Regions from separate parts of the Homo sapiens genome. Here all the other regions are linked to region 3. A link is a contact called in ENCODE Hi-C or POLR2A ChIA-PET data. All regions are on one chromosome and are shown on one strand. The core of a region is the stretch at or near the end of the contact, and the rest is flanking DNA. Distances in the headings are between cores, read along the strand shown. Region 1 holds the start of SPIN1 (spindlin 1). Region 2 has its middle 24 kb from the start of MIR4290. Region 3 holds the start of SECISBP2 (SECIS binding protein 2). Region 4 holds the start of NXNL2 (nucleoredoxin like 2). Region 5 has its middle 3.6 kb from the start of MIR4289.

What was found. A loop is a pair of places that touch in the nucleus more often than their neighbours do. ChIA-PET counts read pairs that join two places held with the same protein, here RNA polymerase II (POLR2A). Pooled maps may share reads with other maps.
Region 1: a map of B cell shows a loop between it and region 3 (20-fold over the local background). The contact joins the promoter of SPIN1 here to the promoter of SECISBP2 in region 3. A Hi-C loop is called at or near these places in 10 of 168 maps with a recorded cell type or tissue (B cell, CD4-positive, alpha-beta T cell, CD4-positive, alpha-beta memory T cell and 7 more), 10 of 37 single-sample maps with no recorded cell type and 29 of 50 pooled maps. POLR2A ChIA-PET finds 5 or more read pairs at or near these places in 1 of 52 experiments (MCF 10A).
Region 2: a loop to region 3 is called in a pooled map, with 10 times the contacts of the local background. The contact joins the enhancer-like site here to the promoter of SECISBP2 in region 3. A Hi-C loop is called at or near these places in 15 of 50 pooled maps.
Region 4: a loop to region 3 is called in a map of ascending aorta, with 8 times the contacts of the local background. The contact joins the promoter of NXNL2 here to the promoter of SECISBP2 in region 3. A Hi-C loop is called at or near these places in 2 of 168 maps with a recorded cell type or tissue (PC-3 and ascending aorta) and 6 of 50 pooled maps. POLR2A ChIA-PET finds 5 or more read pairs at or near these places in 2 of 52 experiments (both WTC11).
Region 5: a loop to region 3 is called in a map of IMR-90, with 4 times the contacts of the local background. The contact joins the enhancer-like site here to the promoter of SECISBP2 in region 3. A Hi-C loop is called at or near these places in 1 of 168 maps with a recorded cell type or tissue (IMR-90) and 1 of 50 pooled maps. POLR2A ChIA-PET finds 5 or more read pairs at or near these places in 1 of 52 experiments (OCI-LY7).

What each region holds. Positions count from the first base shown.
Region 1 is chr9:88,387,088-88,389,787 of GRCh38, reverse strand. SPIN1 (spindlin 1) reads right to left here and starts at 1,344. Exons shown (of 6, transcript NM_006717.3): 1 at 1,250-1,344. LOC124902204 (a long non-coding RNA gene) reads left to right here and starts at 589. Exons shown (of 2, transcript XR_007061652.1): 1 at 589-676; 2 at 1,671-2,700. RefSeq lists a silencer at 692-1,591 and an enhancer at 1,669-2,528.
Region 2 is chr9:89,998,259-90,001,141 of GRCh38, reverse strand. No RefSeq gene overlaps it. Among named protein-coding and RNA genes, the nearest start is that of MIR4290, 24 kb to the left of the region's middle. RefSeq lists enhancers at 1,188-1,277, 1,328-1,377, 1,388-1,457, 1,498-1,667. Within about 2 kb of position 1,286, at least 31 of the 41 ENCODE cell types and tissues checked have a DNase peak (open chromatin) inside an H3K27ac peak, as active enhancers do.
Region 3 is chr9:89,317,159-89,319,858 of GRCh38, reverse strand. SECISBP2 (SECIS binding protein 2) reads right to left here and starts at 1,359. Exons shown (of 17, transcript NM_024077.5): 1 at 1,247-1,359; 2 at 62-207. The coding sequence starts at 1,282. RefSeq lists a silencer at 1,000-1,319 and an enhancer at 1,490-1,709.
Region 4 is chr9:88,533,868-88,536,567 of GRCh38, reverse strand. NXNL2 (nucleoredoxin like 2) reads right to left here and starts at 1,390. Exons shown (of 2, transcript NM_001161625.2): 1 at 832-1,390. The coding sequence starts at 1,133. It overlaps LOC105376134 (a long non-coding RNA gene), which reads left to right and starts at 2,028. Exons shown (of 2, transcript XR_007061653.1): 1 at 2,028-2,554. RefSeq lists enhancers at 1-769, 770-1,604.
Region 5 is chr9:88,748,147-88,750,846 of GRCh38, reverse strand. No RefSeq gene overlaps it. Among named protein-coding and RNA genes, the nearest start is that of MIR4289, 3.6 kb to the right of the region's middle. Within about 2 kb of position 1,291, at least 3 of the 41 ENCODE cell types and tissues checked have a DNase peak (open chromatin) inside an H3K27ac peak, as active enhancers do; they include IMR-90, where a contact is called at or near this core.

The DNA.
Region 1 (2,700 bases), core at 95-2,594, 930 kb after region 3:
AAGCAATTACTGTACCCTCCATTAATCCTTTCGGATTGCATGGAATTCCTTCCAGAAAATTCCAATAGAAAAAAAGTTAAGACAGGTAATCGCGTTTTGGTACGTGTGTCGTCTCTGGCACAAGTCATGTAGAGTGAAATCCTTTAAGACATTTAAATGTTCCTGGTATTGTTTTGTGATTAACGTGATAAAATTGCCAAACAATCCATATTTACCATGAGTGAAAACACTTCCACCACGTACGGAAAATCTCTCCAAAACACAAAATCTGATTCAAAAATTATAAGTAAAAAGAGAATAAATGTAAAAACAATTCCATAAACAAACTTTGAAATGCGTATACGATGACATTACTGAAGCCATTACTCAAAACGAACCTCTGTAAAATCGAGAACGCACAATCAATGCAATAAAATGCTCGAGAAAGCCAAACCCGAGGCGCTGCGCAGTTCCCGCATCGCACAATTCGTTTCAACACATTCCTTGACGAATACACCCAAGGTCACTCACGATGGAGAGGAAAAGTGCCTGTCTCTCTCCAGAGCACGCAACCCGTTCGCCGCGCCCCCACGGAGGGCGGCGAAGAGACGGCGCATCAGGAAAGGGGCTGCGCGGGCGCGAGGACTGGCCGGTGGGCGTTCCGGCGCCGCGAACCGCGGAGCCTGCAACTTACAAGGTCCGCGGCCATCCCCCGGGCCTGGGAGGGGTGGCCCCAGGGCAGGCCCGCGTCCCCGGGGTGACCCGACCCGTCGCGCCGGGGTCCCGCCCCTCCCCCCGCCCCGCCCCCGTCGCCGGCCCGGGATTATGCAACGTTCCCCCTCCCCGCCTGCATTCTGGCGCAGCGCCCCCTCCCCGCGCCCGACTGCGCAGCGCCGCCGCCCCCTGCCCGCCGGCCTCCCCGCCCGGCTCCAAACAAAGCGCGCGCTAAGGGGCCGGCGGCGGCCGGGGAACTGGGGACGAGAGGGTGGCGGCCATGTTGGCGGGGGGCGGCGGGGATGGGGGCACGGAGGAGTAGGGGCCGGCGAACAAAGGAGCGCGCGCCCGCCCCGAGGCCCAGGCCCGCCCAGCCCGGGTCCCCGCCGCGGCCCAGCCGGCAGGGGGCGCTATGCGGGCGCCGCCCGCTGGACAATGCTCCGCCGGGCCCCGCGCGGGCCGCGCTCACCTGCGCCCCCGGGCAGACCGCCGCACCGCTGGCCCGCCCGCAGCCCGCACTCCCTCACGACCCACGCCCGCCCTGCGCGGGCCTCACCTGCTGACCGCCGAGGCTGCAGTCCACAGGCCCACGGGTTCCGCCGTCGCTCGTTCGCGCTCCCGCCGGCCCCAGCCTGAGCCAGACGGCGCCTCCCCGCCCCCGCTCCCTCGCCGCGGACGCCGCCCGCCCCCCAACAGTCAGGGCGCACGCGCACTGCGCCCGCCGAACTGCGACGGCCGCGCCGCCCCGGCGCCTGGCGCCGACGGCCGACTGCGCAGGCGCAGTGGGGCGGGGCGGGGCCGGCGAGGGCGGGGCCTGGCCCCTCTCACCTGGCTGGCGGCAGGGCGGGGCTCGAGCCCGGGACTGCCAGGTGCGCGCCGGGAATGGGCGGCGGCAGGCGCGCGGGGCACAGGTTCCTGAGGGGGCGCAGCTTTTCCTGGAAGGCAGGCAGCCTGAGAAGGGCTTCGTTTTTGCGCAGTAGGACGTTGAAGAAAGGACAAGCCCCCTTTGTCCTGGACGTAAGCCGCAAGTCGTCCTGAGTGGTGCACACCGCGAAGACTGAGGAAACTGGATCACAGGGCTGGGCCGTGAGCCTTGAACCTCGGAGAACGTCGCATTACTGCTCCAGCGCGCCGGTTCAGGGCCGCGGGACGCGAGCCCTTTAAAAGGATGGATTTGCTTCCTGTGACTCCCTGGAAGAGACGTCTTCACCACCGCACTGCGTAGAGGCCGGCGTCGTCGCCGGCTCACCCCGCTTGCTGCCTCCCCGCACAAAGCCCAGCCCAGGTAGCTCAGGTTAGCTGGAGCCCCGGAGCCTCACCTACAAGTACCTGGCCTGTCCTAGGTTGTGTGGGGACGGGATGTGGCTTCTGCAAGCCCAGAAACCTGTTTCCACTCCCCCACCACAAATGGAACTCACCCAGCTCTACTCGCAAGGTTAGGAGCCAAAAATTCCCATGATCGCACGCGAATTCATTTGACTTCCGTTTCAGTTAAGATGCCTTTTCAGCATTTTGTTGCTTGTTTGCAGAAGGGAGAGAGGTAGGATCAAGAATAGTTTTTACTCCTGCAGAGTCGAGTGCGAGACTTGGAGGCTGAGTCCAGGCGCTCTCCCCTCCCCGCCAGTCCCGTGTCCTGGAGCAGGTCACTGACCTGGTTCCTCGAGTGCGACAGCGCAGCCTCATCGTAATAAACCGCCTCCCAAAGCGTTGTCAGATCAAATTCCAGAACATGTTACTGGAAAGCACCTTGAACACTCTAAACTGCAGCACAGTTATTAGTTAGCAATACTCTTTGGGGTTTCACTGGCACCTTTTCTAACAAATAAGATTGATAGATGCCTGCTCAAACAAATTGAAGTGCTTGTCTCAGATGACACACTTGGCAGGCATGGGACGTTCACAGGCCAACTAGAGAGCTAATTTCAAAACTGAGATATAAAAGTGTATCGCTGTACTTACAAGTTACCAAGTGTTGAGAAATTACTCACTTTCATTTGTGTGTTTAAT
Region 2 (2,883 bases), core at 37-2,536, 680 kb before region 3:
GGTCACCCTTCCTGCGTACGAGGCAGAAGTCAAGCTGACGTCTCTAAGCTCCTCTCCTGGTTTTGAGCAAGCATGTTCCAGGAAGCTGATTTGTTATTTTGGCAAGTGACTGTTTATCATGATGCATTTCGGGGGAGTTGGGGGTCAGGTTTCCTGTTGCAGGGAGTTCTGATAGTTCCTGATATTTACATACATAGGTCTTCAACTATTGATGAAAAATGTAATGTGGGAAGGTGAATTTCAACCCTATGTGGTTGAAACTCAACAAAAAGAATATATAGAGATAAAAAGCTGGGGAGAATGTAGTCTGTATATTACGAGGATTCTTTGAATCCATGCATAGAAATTTGTTGTCTCCATTTTTCTTCCACACAGAACACTTAAAATTCAAAAGTCAGGAGAGGCAACTTTGATGCTGAGAGATGAGCTCTCCATGACATCTCCCTGAAATAGTTCGGATTTATCCTGCAGCCGCAAATCAGAGTCATGCATTACTTCTTTCTGAAAAACAAATTTAAAACCACCCGTCATTCCTCATCATTTGTACAAAAATCCTTATGAAAATGATTAAAGAAGGTAATGGAAGCACAACTCCCGCGTTGGTAAGGACAGAGCAAAGACCTTCCATAAAAGCTAGTTCCCTTCTCCTCCTTTTGAAAACCAAACCAAACAAAAATATCTGGCTGAAACGACAGTGAAACAGCAGAAAATTATTTACCTTCAAAATTGCAGACAAAATAACCCCCCACACACAGTTCAAAGAAATGAACTTGTAAATATTGTGACTTATTAAAACAACAAGGCTATAATTCACTTCACCTCCAGAAAAAAATCAAAACAGCACTTGCTTAACCTCCACAAGAACCCTGAGAAGTTGGCAATGCAAAGGACAGCTCTTTCTGCAGGAGCAGCAGGGAGAGGGAGACTTCGCCTCATGCATGTTTACACAAGGCTTAAAATAGATTTTGAGTGCCTAACGCTGCTCAGCGCCTTAGTGTAACTCCAATGCCAGCCTTCCCAGCAGCCAGTGGACTCCGACCTTGATCCCTGCACCGGTGCCAGGCAAGCCCCAGGAGCATGTGCTACGGAGCCAGTCCACAGAGCTCCCTCCTCAGGGACCCGACACCAGAACTGGACCTTCATCTGGCTGTCCCCAGTCACTCCCAGCGCCTTCTCAGGCATTTTCACTTTCTGGGCAGAAGGAGAGGTGGGCTGTCTCTTCAGTCTCAATACCCAGCTGTCCCAGCCAGGCATGGAAAGTGAAAGCTTGCTGCTGAGAACCACCCCGACTTACAGGAAGGAGCCCTGAGGTTTCTGTGACCCCAGGCCCTTGACTGGAAAGTGGCTACTGAGGCTGAGTGTCTCCTAGCCCTGCCCTGGTGTGTGCCTCCCTGGGGCAGAGGGCACATCTCAGTCATGCCCCTCTCCTCGGGAGGGGGAAGGCCCCACATGGCCCAGAGGTACTGGGGGACCAGCTCAAGCTCCTTTTGCCACAACACTTTTCACCAGAAAACTCTAAGCCTGCAGGGGCTGCCCCTCAGCCAGCTCCTGTGCACAGGTCAGGAAATCAGAGCCGCTGTCAGGCAGGGCAGGCCTCAAGTCCGTGAGCATTTGCCAGGTCAGAGCCTTCTCAGAGCTGTGGCCTGCTACACCCTACCTGCTAAACCTGCATGGAACCCTGGGCTGATCCCCCTAGGTCCATTTAAAACCTGGAGCTCTACTACCAGTTCTAGCCCAGGCAGCGCCTGCCAGCCATCGCAGAACAGCTCAGCACAGCCTGGCAAGGCCAGCAAGCCACTGGGCAAACCGGTTATCTCAGCAGGGCCCAGCAACAAAACTTTCTGCCAACTCAGGTGAAAGAGAGTGAGTACATGTCTGTAATGTCTCTGTGTATGTGTGTGTACATACAACACACACATACAGACATATATATACATATATATTGAGGTATATCTGCACATATATATGAAAGTATATATTTAACAGTAAATGTCCCACAAGTACAGGAAGCTGCATAAAGCAAACATGAAGTTTAATGAAGTCCTATAAGGCAAAAATGCTTGTAACCCCCAGCACCCACTCTAGAGCCTTCCCACCCCCCTACAGAACCCCACTCCCAAATCTCTCCTCCCTCCTGGGGCACAGCTGGGCTGAGTCTTATGGCCATTAGTTCTCTAGTTTTCTTTGTCATTTTATTACCCAAGTGAGATTCATCCTCCATGGAGCATAGTGTTGCCTTTTATCTTTGGCTATGCCTGATAAGTCAGCAAGTGCCCACGCCTGAGGTAGACATGGATATACATATATGCATGTGTGCATATGCATGAGTATGAAAGCAGATGCTGTAACATGCTTAGAACAGAATCCACACTCCTCTCCCGTTCAGGCTAGTGCCCTGCTATTTGGAACGCCATTTATTGGATAAACAACAGACAAGTATAAATTAATACCATACTTTAAAAAAAAAAACTGCATGTGGTGCCTCAAGCCTGAGCCATTAGAACAATTCCCCGAGTATGAGTGTGAAGCTACTCCCAGAGCCAGGAGGCCTCCATGTGTATCTCCACCACTCCCTCTGCAGCCCCATGGGTGGTGAGCCTGGGGACCCCAGTGAAACCATCTCCAGCTCCTACCAGATTTCCAGCTTCTTGAGGAAGGAGGCCGGCAGGGCTCAGTACATTGGCCACAGAACGCAGCCGGAGAAGGAATCCAGGGTGGTCTAGGCCAACCCGTACCCCCTTGATGGGGTCGATTGCCAAATGTCTGTGAATTTCGGGACCAGTTGTTACACACAGCCATTATTAAAAATTAAAATGAATAGATTTGCAATAAAATAAATTATATTAAAATTCAAGATAATAACCCCCACATTGTGTTATTATC
Region 3 (2,700 bases), core at 110-2,609:
TCTAATCACCATTAAATCCAAAATGTAAGCCCCTAGGTAAGACTTTTAGAAAGATACATACTCTGTCACTGGTGGTTCCTGAACAAACGGATAGTATGTGGCTGCAGAGCTGGGGAAGACACATGCTTCTGAGGACTCTAACCATGCCACATTGAGCCCGGCAAATCTGGGGACAAATGGTTTGACATCTGCTGATAACTTGATGCCCTGAGGAAAAATATGAGGTTTTGGCCACAAACATTCAGAGATCAAGCAAATATAAACAAACAAAAAGACCCAAGAGGTGTTCCTAATAGCCCCAGAAATGTTCCCGATGTTGTTTAAAAACTTCTGCCTCGTAAAGACAAGAACCTGCTTGCTAACGATTTCTCCCCAATGCTTTTTTTTTTGTAGAAAAGGCAGTAGTTCAAACATTAAAAGTGAAAAATGACAACGAATTCAAGTGGAAATAAAACAACACAGATTATATAGTTTAGATCTTGGAATAAGGGTGTTTTTACCACAGATTCACTTAGAAATAATAGAACTGCACACAGTACAACTACTGCAGTCAAATACACGTGGACTGTTTAACTACAGCACCCAAAACACACTGCAGACGTTTATTTCCATTACATTTTCTTGAAAAAGTTGCACAAAAGCATATGCATTTTACTCATGAACCACTAAGTCTTGCTTTATTGAAATACCAAACCTTGCTTTGCTAGAAAATATTATCACCACGAGCCTTTGAAATTTCAATTCACTAAGATTTCTTTCTTTAGTTTTTAGTGACGTAGTAAGAGATTTACTTTCACCGAGAATTTTATGGGTCTAAAAATGATGCAAGCGATCGCCAGGGCTCCATCTAGTGGTAATGCTGAGTACGTAGAGCGGAGAATGACGTTCAGAAAAACGCAGGATCCTTTAAAACAATCTATCCGTTCCCAAGAGCGCGGGAAGCTCGCCAGAGTCCCCCCGCCCCGACTGCGGGGAGCGCCGGGCTGGGCCGCAGTCACTGCGCTGGGTGACATCGCACCACAGACGCGGCGCTAACTGTGGGCGGGGTCTGTAGCCGCTGACCGCCACCCCAAGGCGGACCCGAGGCGGGGCGCGAAGATCGCGGCCACCCGGTAGGGCGCTCCCGTGCCGTCACCAGCATCCGACCCACGCCCGCTGGACCAGCCCCGTCACCGCCCGGCCGAGCCCCCAGTGCGAGGCAGGCGGACGGACTGAGGCTGCCGAGAGAGCCCCCGTCGGCCCTTACCTCGCTTTCGGGCTCCCGCGGCCCCTCCGACGCCATGCCGCGAGGCGCGGAGGAGGCCGCGTCACGGAGGCCAGCAGCGGGCCGTCGGCTTGCCGGACAGACAAAGCGTTTCCGCCCCCGCAGGCGACGCCAGGAAGTGCGTCACAGCAAAGCGACAGAGCCCGCCCTTTCTTCCGGCCGGAAGTACGCGGCGGCGGCACTGGACCTGCGCGGGCAGCACGTGGAGGCAGTGGGGCGCTTGCGGAAAATGGGGACCCCCAGGAGTCCTCTGGGCTGGGGACCCACCGTAGCTTGCGGGAGTCTTGGATCTGCCTTTTAGTGCTGGGATATCGGAGATAGTCTCCACCAAGGCAGTAGCGACTATAAACAAGAGTTAGGCCGTGATTTACTTTTCTCCCCTGGGCCTCACGAGTCTAGCGTTAGGACGGGATGGGGTAGTCTGGAAAGGCCTCTCGCTGAGGTGACCTTTGAGCAGTCACCTGAAGAGAAAGATTTACTAATAAGGAAACTGAGGAGGCCGAGATTACTCTCACCCCCGCCACTGCATTTCCCTAAAATTTCCCCAAGATTGGTGACTTACAGGAATTGCATACCCTGTAGGTCCTACAAACCTGGAAAGCCTACAAGACTCTTGATGGTATCCTAAATTTCCAGAAACCTTAAGTTTGGAAGTAGCCACAGAAAATAATTTAAAAATCGCTCGGTTTCTTTCAAAAATTAAAAAAAGTGCTAAGATATGGTCAAGAGATGGAATAGTATAATTTTCACGAGAAAAAAAAAGTTCTACACAGAGCAAATTCGTTAAATATTGAGAGAAATGTATAAAGTGCGGCAGGGATAGGAGGTTGACCAAAAGTACAGGGAAGAATGCAGAGTGGATTTCAATAGATGGAGGAGGAACTTTCCTCTCACTCAAAGGCTTGGAGGAAAGTGCAAGTGGATTTAAGGAACAGAAAATGTCAGCAAAACAGGCTATTTGAGGAATGGGGATTAGGTTGAGGCAAATTGTAGGTTTCCTCTGTCCCTTGCACAGACGTTAACTCTACCATTGAATACGAAGTATTTCAAGCAAGTAAGGCAGGTGCAGCTCCAGTTTTTTCAGATTTCTGTCCTGGTGGGTCTCAGTTCACTACACAGCCTCTAGCAGAAGTGATCCTTAGGGTCTGGTCTGGCAGGAATTTATGCTGGAAGTTTAGGGGTAGCTGTCGCCTTCCTTTCAGCACTATTGGGTCTACCCGGAAGTGTAATGAAGTTTACTTGATTTTGTCATGTTTCTGTTGGTTACCCTGGACACAACCTATGGTAGTGGCAGTAGATTTTAGGATGCTGCTAATCACAACCTTCAAAATTTATTGCCCTCATGTGTAAAGACACCCTTTCTTAACCAATGGACCTGATGTATGCTGGCTGCTCATTTAAGATGTTTCTATAGCATAGCAATTAATTAGAATAAC
Region 4 (2,700 bases), core at 141-2,640, 780 kb after region 3:
ATTGGTACCTAGAAGGGGGTGGCCAGGACAACATACTTGACGAGGCCTGCTTTAAACCTAAGTCTGGACTCTTACACCATAGGAGACCACAGGAGACCCACCCCAAAAGCAGAACAATCAATCCCTGTAATCCCCTCTCTGCCAATCCCTACCCCCTCCTTTGCAACAGTTAGAGTAATAAAGTTTATAGTAATGAGTTTTATGCTTCTCTAGTGATGAAATTCCATCAGTGTCGGTAAAAATGAAACCGCAAAGGTGGCCAGCACCTGGGTTCCTGCCAGCCTTGAAGCCCCCGTCCCTCCCTCCCAGCAAACCAACCACGGCCTGCACTGTGGGTGCCTGTCACAGAGCTGATGTCCTCGCGGGTCATCCCTCATCCCCGCATCCAGACACCGGGTCATGTCCCTGTGCTTCCTGCCCACTAACTGGGAGGATGACGCAGCGGCGCCGGGAGTCCAGGGCTGATTGGGCCGGCGGTTCCCGGAGCCGAGCCCGCGAACTCACAGCATCACCACCACTGGGAGCTCCTTCGCAATGCAGATTCCCGGAGCTCCAGACCCCAGGCAGAAACGCGCCCGCGTCCATGCTCCACGAGCCCCCTTGGGGTGCCGATGCCCTGGGTTTTCGAATCTGGTCTGCACCCTCCCTGGTCTCCAAGAGAGGTTGAAACTGAGACTGAGTGTGATTTACCGGAGTCCGGACGTGAACCGAGAGACGGGGAGGTGTTGGGGGGGGGCGTCATAAAGAGCTCCCCAGTGCAGAGGGGGAGGCCTGGGGGAACATGGGGGAGACGTGCCGGGCGGCCCCCGCCCCCCCAGGACCCCCACTCACTGCCGGTAGGGGTCGTGGAAGGGCAGCGCCAGCCAGGCGCCATGCAGCTCGCGCATGAAGTCCAGCATCTCCTGGGAGCTGCCGTCGGCTGACACGAAGACCACTTCGAAGGGCGCGGGCCGCCGCGCCTCGGCCACCAGCGCCGTATAGAAGTCGCAGAGCAGCGGCGTGAAGTCGCGGCTCGGCGCGCACCGGGCCGCCGCGAAGTACAGTGCCACCACCTTGTTCTGCAGCGCCGCCTCGGCCTCCACCGTCGCGCCCTTACAGGTCACCAGGTGCCGCTCGCCCAGAATGTCAACCATGGCGCAGACACGCAGCCACCTGAGACCCGAGGACACCTGCAGGAGGATGATCACCTGCGGGGAGGCGGCGGCGAGCGCCGCGGTGCCCCGCCTCTGTCCGCACCACCGGGCGCTGGACCTCTCAAGACCTGCCCCAGATGCGCCCACACCTTGGCCAGGCCTCGCCTGTGGCTGGAGCAATTGTGTTCGCGCCGACAATGAGACACTCAGACACCAGAGACCCCAGATACCTGGGCGACAGCGCGGCACCCGCCTCTGGGAGCGGGGCCAGCCAGGCAACCTCAAGCCCTCAGGTCTCTGCACCCTCCCCCAACTGCGCCCCGCCCACACTCCTGCGCCCTCCCACCACTGCGCCCCGCCCACATTCCCCGCAAGCTCCCCAACTGCGCCCCGCCCACATTCCGCACTCTCCACCCACTGCGCCCCGCCCACATCCCGCACTCTCCACCCACTGCGCCCCGCCCACATCCCCGCCCCCGCCCCCACTGCGCCTCGCCCGCATCCCCACACTGTCCCCCACTGCGCTGGGCCCACATCCCTACACTCTCCACCCACTGCGCCCCGCCCACATCTCCGCACCCTCCCCCACCGCACCCCGCCCACATCCCCGCACTCTCCTCCAACTGCGCCTCGCCCACATTCCACAGTTTCCCCTCACTGCGCCCCGCCCACATCCCCGCACTCTTCTCCAACTGCGCCTCGCCCACATTCCACAGTTTCCCCTCACTGCGCCCCGCGCACACTCCCGCTCCCTCCCCCACTGCGCCCCGCCCACACTCCCGCGCCCTCCCCCTCACTGCGGCCCGCCGACATCCCGCGCCCCCGCCCCCATCCCGACTGCGCCCCGCCCACCTCCCGCGCCCTCTCCCACTGGTTGTCCAGCCCACATCCTGCACTCCCTCCACTGCGCCCCGCTCACACTCCCGCACCCTCCCCACACTGCGCCCTGCCCACACTCCTGCACTCTCTCCCCACTACGCCCCCTACCACATCCCGCGCCCCCGCCCCCATCCCCACTGCGCCCCGCCCACACTCCCGCGCCCTCGCGCCCCTGGGCTCTCCCGTCGTGGGCACTCTCCCCAGCGCTTCTACACTTTCTCCCGACGCAGCGCCCTGCCCTCCGTCCCGCCCCACCTATTGCCTCCTGCGCTTCCCCCACACCGTGCTCTTCCTCCTCCTTCACTTCCTCCCACTCCTCGCGCTCCCCTTCAGCGCCCCACGCAGCCCCTCCCCCAAAACCCCGCGTCGCTCTCCTTCCCTCCTGGCCTCTCTTCCAGTCTCGCGCTCCCTGCCGGGCCCCGCCGCAGGTGTCCCGCAGCCGTCTCCCCAGGGCATTTGAATCTTGCCTTGGAGCTCTTGCCGCGCGGCCCAGCACCCTGGAAGAGGCATCAGGGAGGATGGGACGACGAGGAAGGGGAAGGGTAATTGGGCTTGGAGCGGGCTTGGGCGGGGTGGTAGGGAACCTGAGCTCCGTTGGTTCAGGGTGTTTGCCCCTGACATCCTGTGGCCTGGCTGGGAGGGTTCGTGAAGTTCAGGAAGAAATTGGGAGCAGTCCTTACAGAATGTT
Region 5 (2,700 bases), core at 42-2,541, 570 kb after region 3:
GGATAGGGATAGTGAATGTTTGCTGCCACATTTCCATCCTGGGATTGCTCTGGTTATCTTCTGCTGCATAACAAGCCACCCCAAAAACTCATAGTTTATGATAATGGCAATATTTTTTTCACCACAAATTTGTAACATTGACCGGGACTTGGCAGGAGCAATTTCCCACTGCTTCACACACTTCTGTCTGGGGAAGCTTGATGACTGCTGATGGGATCACCAGTAGGCTAGCTCAGGTGCCTGGTGGGGGACGCTGACTGTCTGCTGGGACCTCAGCTGGGCTCTTGTTCTGGGCACCCATGTGTTGCCGACTACCTCGTATGCTGTGCGCTTCTTCACACAGTGGTGGCTGGGTTCCAAGTGTGAGTGCTCAAAAGTCACATTCTGTCTGTCAGAAGCAAGCCAAACCATATCTAAAAGTTAGATTTCCCCCTTTCAATGAAAGTAGTGCAAAAGGATTTGTGAACGTGCTTCAAAATGACCATGATGCCCATGTCAGATATTGCTAATTAATGATTGAGCCTGGACTCCACTTCAGAATCCTTCCCAACAGTGTTCCCAGTCATCCACTGGCCATTGCTGGAGCTGGCCCTGAAGTTAACGCCCATCTAACACCCTTGTTCTAGGCTAATGGCCCAAGACAGCACAGGACCAGTGCTCTCAGAAACCAAGTTCCTACAAGTCCATAATAAAACCAGATAAATATAAACAGTGTAATAAATTTTTCATAAAGACAACTTTATCCTATTTAAAGATTGTCCATTGTTCTGAGATTATGTACTTCTTACACTTTTGGAGTGTTCAGCTGCCGTTTCTCTTATGAATTGAGGAGATGATAAGGAGCAGTTGTGTTGTTTGAATCTCCTTTTAAAATATTGGTGATCCATGCAATCCAAAAGTCACAATCCCCTGCCCTGGGCCATTTGTTGGTGGTTGAAACTTCACTGTCATAAGCAGTGGAGTGCCACATGGTGCAGACACAAAACTTTGCACATCTCCTCCATGAGTTCACCTCTGAAGGCCCACATGCCACTCTAGAATCACTGCATCTTTTCCCTGCTTGAGTCTCTGGATTGAGCTCGAGTTTTGCTTTTTTTCTCTCTCTCTTTTCTACTTTCTGCCTGGCCATTCTGTAAGCTGCACACTCTTGCTAAGCAATGTGTGTGTGCTCCTGGTGTCATCAGAAGCCCAGTCCTGTGGCAAACACTATCCAGAACTCAGAGCTACACATACCCCTGGGAAATTCCCATGGGCTTGTCAACTCAACAGTGGGGAAACAGGGCCTCGGGACAACCAAGAATCCTGGCCTTTGAGTCAGAGTTGGTCAACATGACTTGGGGAAGATATTAAATGTGGGAACCAAACCAAAATGACATAAGTGGTCTAGCAGTATCTAGATACAAACAACACTGTCTGGGTTTGAAGGAGCCCCTGTGCCCATTGTCTCCTCCCTTGTTAATCAGAGAAATAATTGCCCACTTTACTCCCAGAGATGGGGTCCAAGTTAATGAGGAACTGTAGCAGCTACTTTTAATGCAAATTCTTGGAAACATTAGTAAAGTTGGAAAATATATGGGTCTTCCAGATTATGGAACATAGAAATAGGAAAAGGGAAAAAGGCAAAAGAAAGGAAGAGGAAGAAGGGAAATGAGAAGGTAGAAGACAGACATCCGTGGGGTTACAAGGTACCTTTTACCTAGGGCTGCAGTTTCACTTTAGGAGAAAACAAAAACTGGGCTTTCCTTTGAATGATGTTAAGGAAGTTACCAGCATGGTCCCTCTGTCTCCTCCAGGGAGCAGGGCCTGGCCGAGTCTCATTATACTGCAGATCACTGGTCTTGAGCCCAAGGCTTTACAAGAGAAGCACAAACCCCAACAATTACAAGGGACATTGCTTTCCCATCCTGGTCCCTCCCTACACAACAAGAAGAAAAACAAAACAAGCCCAGATCCTGTAAGCAGGACCCAAAGAAAACATTGTGATGATGGGCTTTCTTCAAGTAAGTGAGCTGACACAAAAGGAAAGGCAGAAAGCTCTTTCCGGCTCTCAGATTTCAAACCACCAGGGAATGTGTGCTGTTCCAGGGCCTCTGAGAAGCCAAAGGCTGGGTTGCACAATCAGCCCTGCTGCCCCAGGCCAAGCATGCTGGACACTGGTCAGTCAGGTGCCTCTCACCTGGACGGTCCAGCCTCCCTCTTTGCCTTCAGCTTCCTCTGGCCACAGGAAGGGCTCAGTGTCAAGGGCAACTTCTTCCTGCTTCGATTCTCAGGAACAGCCATCTGGTATTTGTCCTTCTTGTCTGGCGTCTTTCACTTAGCACACTGTCCTCTGAATTCACCCCTGTTGTCACAAACGGCAGGATGTCCTTCTTTTTTAAGGCTGAATACTACTCCATAGTACAGACATATGCACCAGACTCTAATGAAGTTGACCTCTTAGAAGCAGAAAGTAGAAGGGCAGTTACCAGGGGCTGGGGAGTAGGAAAAAACTGTGTGGATTTTGGTCAAAGGGTACAAATTTCCAGTGATAAGATACTTAAGTTCTGAGGATCCATGAACTGCATGGTAACTATAGTTAATAATACTGTACTGTATGTTGAAAATGTGCTAAGAGAGTAGAACTGAAGTGTCCTCACACACACAAAAATAATGGTAACCATGTGAGGCAGTGGAAGTGCTGATTAGCTTCATCTTGGCCGT